Linked DNA regions of Homo sapiens: region 2 is linked to region 1. Evidence: read pairs that join two places in POLR2A ChIA-PET (ENCODE). Cell type or tissue: PC-3. All regions are shown on one strand.

What was found. ChIA-PET counts read pairs that join two places held together with the same protein. Peaks named below come from ENCODE experiments on the same cell type or tissue, not always from the same donor. Only the 100,000 strongest peaks of a DNase experiment are listed, where the experiment ranks them.
Region 2: POLR2A ChIA-PET joins it to region 1 with 27 read pairs; 2 of 35 experiments call an interaction of 5 or more read pairs at or near these places.

What each region holds. Positions count from the first base shown.
Region 1 is chr10:73,722,780-73,726,779 of GRCh38, forward strand. It overlaps the pseudogene BMS1P4-AGAP5 and the pseudogene BMS1P4. Among named protein-coding and RNA genes, the nearest start is that of SEC24C, 20 kb to the right of the region's middle. In PC-3, no CTCF peak of the experiment used is centred here; no DNase peak of the experiment used is centred here.
Region 2 is chr10:73,036,727-73,040,726 of GRCh38, forward strand. All of the region lies in intron 9 of P4HA1 (prolyl 4-hydroxylase subunit alpha 1), which reads right to left. Among named protein-coding and RNA genes, the nearest start is that of P4HA1, 58 kb to the right of the region's middle. In PC-3, no CTCF peak of the experiment used is centred here; no DNase peak of the experiment used is centred here; H3K27ac peaks cover 1,655 bases.

The DNA of each region.
Region 1 (4,000 bases):
AAGATATGATCCACAAAGCTGAAAATATCTACTATCTGGCCCTCGACAGAAAAGTCCCACTCCAGACTAAATCAAATGACTACACAGGCATCACCCAGAGAAACCACCACCCTCTGACTTGCTCTAAAAGGCAACCATAAGACAAGGCCACTAGGATATAAACATCCATTTTAAGAATTCTAATGCATGAGAAGTAACTCAGAAAAGGCTGGATCTAACCAGGCCCGTACCTAAGAAATCCTAATTTAAAGAAATGAAGTTTTCTATAATGTATTTTTAAGCCAAATAACAGGTCTCTGACATCCAAAGAATGGGAAGAAAGTGATAATCAATGAAATATATTTAATATGTACAGAAAACCAACCTCTTCTTTCAATGTCCTCACAAAAAAAAAACTTTTTTTGCTGGGAAGTATGCAGTGTATACCTCTATCTTGTATGTTAATTTGTATAACTCAATTGCTCAGGAATTTCTTTAAATAGCTACCAGTTTAGAATTAAGTCAAAAAACAGTAAGATTACGATGAATGGTAGTCTATAAGAAAATATAAGCAGATAAGACCAATTTTTAAAATTAAGACACTTCAAAGATGCAAATTTCAGAATTGATTCCTGGAAACTTCTAGTTTTAATATTAAAGATAGTTCTGTTTTTATCTTTCCATGGATAACTAAAACTAACAAAAAATGGAAACAGAAATGCCCATCTTTGATTAAACTAGGAAACATTCAAAACCCGAAACCACAGAATATATGAAGTTGGGCTTGTAGGAAAGCACAGATGCCTCTGGAAACCGAGGCAGCAAGCAGAGCTCTCCAGCAACAGTGGACCAGCTCAAAGAATAAGTGGAATATCCTCACACCACATCTGATGCCACAGAGTGCCAAGGGGCAAGCAGCTGGTTGTAGGATCAGGAAGAACAGGGAGCAAACAGTCCCTCAGCTGCCAATCTTTGTCATCTAAGCCAGTGTTACTCCCATAATCCACACACACACACACGTACACACCCAAATCCACATATCGTTTGTGCCTTTGCTGTACTCAGGAGGCTTTGAAAACCCAGAGCAGAGCAATCAACATAAGCTAAGCTAAATAAATTATGGTGCGTCCACAGAATGGAATATTATATTAAAAAGAAGGAGGCAGAGCTACAGTACTTACTGATTATATACCTCCAAGATATATTACATGAAAAAAGCAAAGCATAGAACAGCGTGTAAAATAAGCTACCATTTGTGTTTTTAAAGGGTGGCATGTGTGTTTATATGTATCTGGAAGGATACTGCTCTGCAGGGACCTGAGAGACCAGCCTTAGAGCAAGGAAAAAGAAAATGTGCATTGTGTATACCCTGCATTACAGTTAGAGTGCTTTACCAAATGTGTGTGCTCCTTTTGAAAATCTTAAAAAGATTTACATAGGCATCTCTCTCAATGATGGTTAAGAGACTGGGAAGGGGAGCAGGGAGGGAGGGAAAAAGAGGGAAAGGTTAACAGGTACAAAAATACAGTTAGAATAAATTCTAGTGTCCAACAGCACAATAGGGTGACTATAATTTATTATATAATTCAGAACTAAAAGAATGAAATTGAAATGTTCCCAACACAAAAAAATGATAAATGTTTGAAGTGACGGACATCTGAATTACCTTGATTTGATCATCACACATTGTATGCTTCTATCAAAATACTACATGTACCCCATAAATATGTACAACTATTATGTATCCATAATAACTAAAAATAAAAAAAAGTAAAGGCATCTCTTAATATGTCTTTAAAATTAGAAACTTGCTACATCTTAAATAAAAGAGAAACAAATGACTTCTATGAACTATTCAATCATTTCAAGTATACAAGATTTAGTAATCCTTACACAACTTTACATTAATAACACTTATTTTTACTAATAGTAGCATTACATGTTCAAAATTTGAATGTTATTTAGTTTTCTGACATTACAGACATTACAATGGCACGACTTTAAAATCTGTATTACCTTTTACTTTATATTTTAGGAGTCTTCCTGGGCCAAAGTATGAAATCTGTAGCTCTAGAAAAAACTAAATAAAAATGAAAAAACCAAGGTATCTGTCATCCCACACTTCCTAATCAATATGGCTTATTTTTTGCTTTTTTTTTTTTTTTTTTTTGAGATGGAATTTCGCTCTTGTTGCCCAGGCTGGAGTGCAATGGCGGGATCTCGACTCACCACAACCTCCGCCTCCCGGGTTGAAGCAATTCTCCTGTCTCAGCCTCCTAAGTAGCTGAGGTTATAGGCATGAGCCACCTCACCCAGCTAATTTTGCATTTTTAGTAGAGACGGGGTTTCTGCATGTTGGTCAGGCTGGTCTCAAACTCCCAACCTCAGGTGATCTGCCCACTTCAGCCTCCTAAAGTGCTGGGATTACAGGCATGAGCCACTGCGTCTGGCCTTTTTCTTTCTTTCTTTTTTTTTTTTGGTAATTTGTATTTTATTTTAGTTAATTTAAAAGATAGTTTAAAAAAAAGATAGTTAATAGAATATCAGAAATAGTGAACATTATCATTTCCATAAATGCAAGAGCGTGTACATTTTTCCACACACTGAGTACTATCTAGATTTTCTATGATAAACTCTGACCACTTCTTCAGGCAATTCATGTACTTACTTATTATCACTAAGGATAAAGGTTCTAGAACCATTAGGAACAAGGGTCCCATCTTCACACAAGTTACTTAACTGCTGGGAGGCTCTATTTCATCTTATGTAAACTACAGATAATACCTACTCACCTCAAGGGTGTATCAAGGGTTTATGTAAGCTAAATTTGTAGAAAGCAGTTAGCACAGTGCCAGGAAGGGTCCAAGAAGAAATGGTACTTACTATGATATATTTGTAGGTATATATGTATGCATGTTAATGAGTTCTTATTAGCTGTGTTCATTAAAGGTTTTCTCTATCCTGTGATTTGCTTTTAGATTTTGGAATACATTTTATTGTACACATTCCATTTGTATTATTAATATAACAACATTTATTACTATTATTATTATCATCAATTCAATCACATCTATTGTATCCTTGATGATGACCATGATTCCTTTAATAATCATAAAACTCTATTCCCTTCATCACGGGGTAAATAACCTATCACAATGCTGTAAGTCTCCATCAGCACCCCAGGCTGCCCCTGCTCACTTACCAGATCTGCTACTTCAGCCAGATCAATCATCATGTTAATGTCACACCCACATTCAATAATGGTGAGTCGGAGCTTTTTACCTATAAGTGAAAAGATGAAAATTTTACTTTAAAAAGACCCTGAAAAAACTCTAAGCATCAACTCTAACTTTCATTTTTTACCTGTATCCAGTAAAACACCATATACGTTTACAGGAGTGTACGAGAAGTTCACATTTACCGGTAAAATAAAATAAATTCCATCCTGTTTTTCTTGCTGTGTTCTAAATTTAAATAATATCCAAAGTCTACCCAGATGAATACAAGTGCTTAAACAGGGAAAATTCTGACTGGACAGGCTCCATGATAACCATGATCCTGCTGTTCAGCTGTAGGCCAATGTCTTTGCCTCTATCAAAACTTCCCATATTCCCACTATCACTAAAAACATCCTCAAACATTATCCAACAGAATATTCATAACGATAATCATTTCTAAATTAAGGTAAAAAGAAAACAGTCAAGAAAATATGGGCAGGGCACAGTGGCTCACGCCTGTAGTCCCAGCACCTTGGGAGGCCAAGGCAGGTGGATCCCTTGAGCCCAGGAGTTTTGAGACCAGCCTGGCCACATGGGGAAACCCCATCTCTACAAAAACAAAAAAGAAAGGAAAAAAAAAAGAAAAATTAGCCAGGCGTGGTGGCATCCACTACTCAGGAGGCTAAAGTAGGCGGATTGCTTGAGCCTGGGTGGTTGAGGCTACAGTGAGCTGTAATCACGCCAGTGCATTCCAGCCTGTGCCACAGAGTAAGACTGTCTCAAAAAAGAAAATATGGATGCTC
Region 2 (4,000 bases), 690 kb before region 1:
AGAACTATCTTCAAGTTACTCATCTGGATCCCATCCTTAACAATTACTGCTAATCTGTCTTCAGTGACATTATTATAGACATAATAGGTTATCTAAAAACTCAGCTCTGAATTTACATTGTAACATTACTAAAATTCAGTGGAGACCATTATACTGTAATGTATGTTAACTGTCCATTCTTCTAGGACCTGGAAGTCTTATTCCTGTGTTAGATTAAATCATAAGAAATCCAGAGGTTTTGCTTTCTAGTACCCAGTGCTTTAACTGAGTTGGGATTTTTTTTTAATGTTATAGCATTTAATAGGAAAAATCATTTGAAGATCATTTATCTTTTGTATAACTGTAATTGAAAATGTCAACTAATTATACAGTGTTTTTCCCCATAAAACACAATTTAGTGCCAGGAGAAAAAAGAACTATTTCTTCAGATAACTTTATATGTGTCCTTTTTTTTCCATTAAAAATTAAATAGCCCAAAGTATGTTCCTTTTGGCCTTAATGACAGGACCTGAAGCCAAAGCTGTGCATTCAATTAGAGTAACATTTCTATGCTTTTTTCCTTTCTACTGAGTTTCCGCTGTTAAAAAAAAAAAAAAAAAACTTCATGATTTTGTAAAATACCACTAGAATGCGCAGAGTAAGGGAGCAACATTCTCACACTGCAAAACTACACTTCTAATATGTGAGTAAGGAAAGCTCCAAAGAAAAATGTCAGTAATGTAATTTGAACATGATCACTACCTTCTTCTAACCCGACACACACATAAGAATATTCTATGATTAGCTAATCGAAAACCACTATATATATATATATATATATATATATATATATATATATATATATATTTTTTTTTTTTTTTTTTTACAAAGGCAAAAGATAAGTCACACCCCAAAGTGCCAGTTACAGAGGACAAAATTTCCAATAATTCTTCTCTAGGTGCTTGATGGTTAACAAAGGCTAATAATCTAGACTGGGAATTTATCCAGTCCCTTTGCTTCATAGTGGGATAATTATGCAATAACACTATACATCCACTCATTTCAGTTATCTCAGTCTGAGTACCACAGTTCAACCCATTACAGAGCAGTGTTGTTAAAAGTTATGCCATTAAAAAAAATAAAAAAGCTGAACCACTCAAAACTTTTTGTATTTGTTTATATATATTATACTTTAATACTAATTTGCTCCTTAGTAACAAGGGTAAACAAAATCTTAAGCCTAAATAACATATTTATGATATATTTAAGGCCAGACATGGTGGCTCATGCCTGTAATCCCAGCACTTTGGGAGGCCAAGGTGAGATGATCACTTGAGCCCAGGAGTTCAAGACCAGCCTGGGCAACAAAGCAAAACCGCATCTCTACAAAAATACAAAACTTAGCTGGGCATGGTGGTGTGCACCCGTAGCCCCAGTTACTCAGGAGGCTGAGGTGGGAGGATTGCTTGAGCCTGGGAGGTGGAGGCTGTAGTGAGCCATGACTGTGCCACTGCACTCCAGCCTGGGCGACAGAGTGAGACCCTGTCTCCGAAAGAAAATAAAGTAAAATAAAATAAATAAATAAATACACACATATACATATATATCATGTTACATTCATGATATCATAAATACCGTATTGTAGGAAATCATCACTTCAGAGTAAAAAAATGAAAATCACTTTCCCACCAGAATCAAAAAAGCTTTTCTACCACTCTAAACAGATTATTGTTTATTTGCATAGGTCATTATTTATATTACTTTAACTAGACTTTATGAGTTCACTTAACTATCTTTTCAGAGCACAAAACTGAATGTTTACATTTCAAAAACTTCAAATTCCATTTCTCTGATCTACCCAAAATTATTAGCTTTTTCATTTACAAGCTGTAGTAAATTCTTAGGGTTTTTATTTGCTTTTTTTTTTTTTTTTTTTTTTGAGACGGAGTCTCGCTCTGTCGCCCAGGCTGGAGTGCAGTGGCGGGATCTCGGCTCACTGCAAGCTCCGCCTCCCGGGTTCACGCCATTCTCCTGCCTCAGCCTCCCAAGTAGCTGGGACTACAGGCGCCCGCCACTACGCCCGGCTAATTTTTTGTATTTTTAGTAGAGACGAGGTTTCACCGTTTTAGCCGGGATGGTCTCGATCTCCTGACCTCGTGATCCGCCCGCCTCGGCCTCCCAAAGTGCTGGGATTACAGGCGTGAGCCACCGTGCCCGGCCTTTATTTGCTTTTTAATAGTGGAAAAGACAGAGATGACTTGCCAAAAGTTAACAGATTGTCAGTAACATAAGTAAAGCCTTTTTTGGCTGGATGCAATGGCTCGCGCCTGTAATACCAATACTCTGGGAGGATCACTTGAGCCCGGGAGTTTGAGACCAGCCTAGGCAATATAGTGAAACCCTGTCTCTACAAAATAAAAAATTAAAAATTATCCAAGCATGGTGGTGAGCACCTGTATTCCCAGCTACTCGGGAGACTGAGGTAGGAAGATCACTTCTGCCCAGGAGTTGGAAGGAGCAGTGAGCTATGATCATGCCACTGGACTTAGGCCTAGATGACAGAGCAAGACCCTGCCTCTTAAAAAAAAAAAAGCCTTTTTTGTTTTATGGGTTTGTTTGTTTTTTGAGTCTCGCTCTGTTGCCCAGGCTGGAGTGCAGTGGCGCAATTTCAGCTCACTGCAAGCTCTGCCTCCTGGGTTCCTGCCGTTCTCCTGCCTCAGCCTCCCCAGTAGTTGGGACCACAGGCACCCGCCACCATGCCCGGCTAATTTTTTTGTATTTTTAGTAGAGATGGGGTTTCACTGTGTTAGCCAGAACGGTCTCGATCTCCTGACCTCGGGATCTGCCCGCCTGGGCCTCCCAAAGTGCTAGGATTACAGGCGTGAGCCACCATGCCCCGCCTGTTTTATGTTTTTTAAATACTAAAGGAGTTCCAAAAATATTTTGCCAAAAAAATTCTATTTGCTGAAATGCTGGAACAAATTATTACTTCCACTGAAAGTGATGTCATCGCTTAGACAGTTCTCTAAATACAGATATTTGAAATTCCTTTCTAAATCATTCAAAATACAGATGTTCCCAGGCTACAAGGGATTAAATTAACTGACATCAGAACACGAATTTTCTTCCATTTGGCAACTGAGATGGCCTTTTTTTTTTTTTTTTTTTTTTTTGAGACAGAGTTTTTGCTCTGTCACCCAGCCTGGAGTGCAGTGGTGCAATCTCAGCTCACTGCAATCTCTGCTTCCCAGGCTCAAGTGATCTACCCACCTAAGCCTCCTGGGTAGCTGGGACTACAGACGTGCACCATCACTCTCAGCTAATTTTTTTCTTAATTTTTTGTAAATAGAGACAAGGTCTAGCTATACTATCCAGGCTGGTCTCAAGCTCCTGGGCTCAAACCATCCTCTCACCTCAGCCTCCCAAAGTGCTGATATTACAGGCATGAGCCACCATGCCCGGCCTTCTAATGCTAGTAGCTAAATACCTTCTGCTATCATTTATAATATGTAAGTATGGTTGTACCTTTCTCAAAAATCCAATAAAACTGCTTAAGAGCTACAAAGTTAGAATATTTAAAAAATAGGTTTGAAATGTTTAGCAATATTTAGTTTTTTTTTTTAAGTGTATAGATCACTTTCCTACAGTGATTTATTTTGATTTATTGGCAACAGTCCATTGACTGTGGGCTGGATATTTCTTCAAAAGGGTCATTGCATACATAGAAAATTTCCAAAAACAAACAGTCTTCCAAAACATCGAATTCATGAATTTTTTTTTTTTTTTTTTTGAGATGGATCTCTCTCTGTCGCCAGGCTGGAGTGCAGTGGCATGATCTCGGCTCACTGCAATCTCTACCTCCCGGGTTCAAGCCATTCTCCTGCCTCAGCCTCCCGAGTAGCTGGGATTACAGGCGCGCCACCACACCCAGCTAATTTTTGTATTTTTAGTAGAGATGGGGTTTTACCATGTTTGTGAGGATGGTCTTGATCTCCTGACCTTGTGATCCACCCACCTTGGC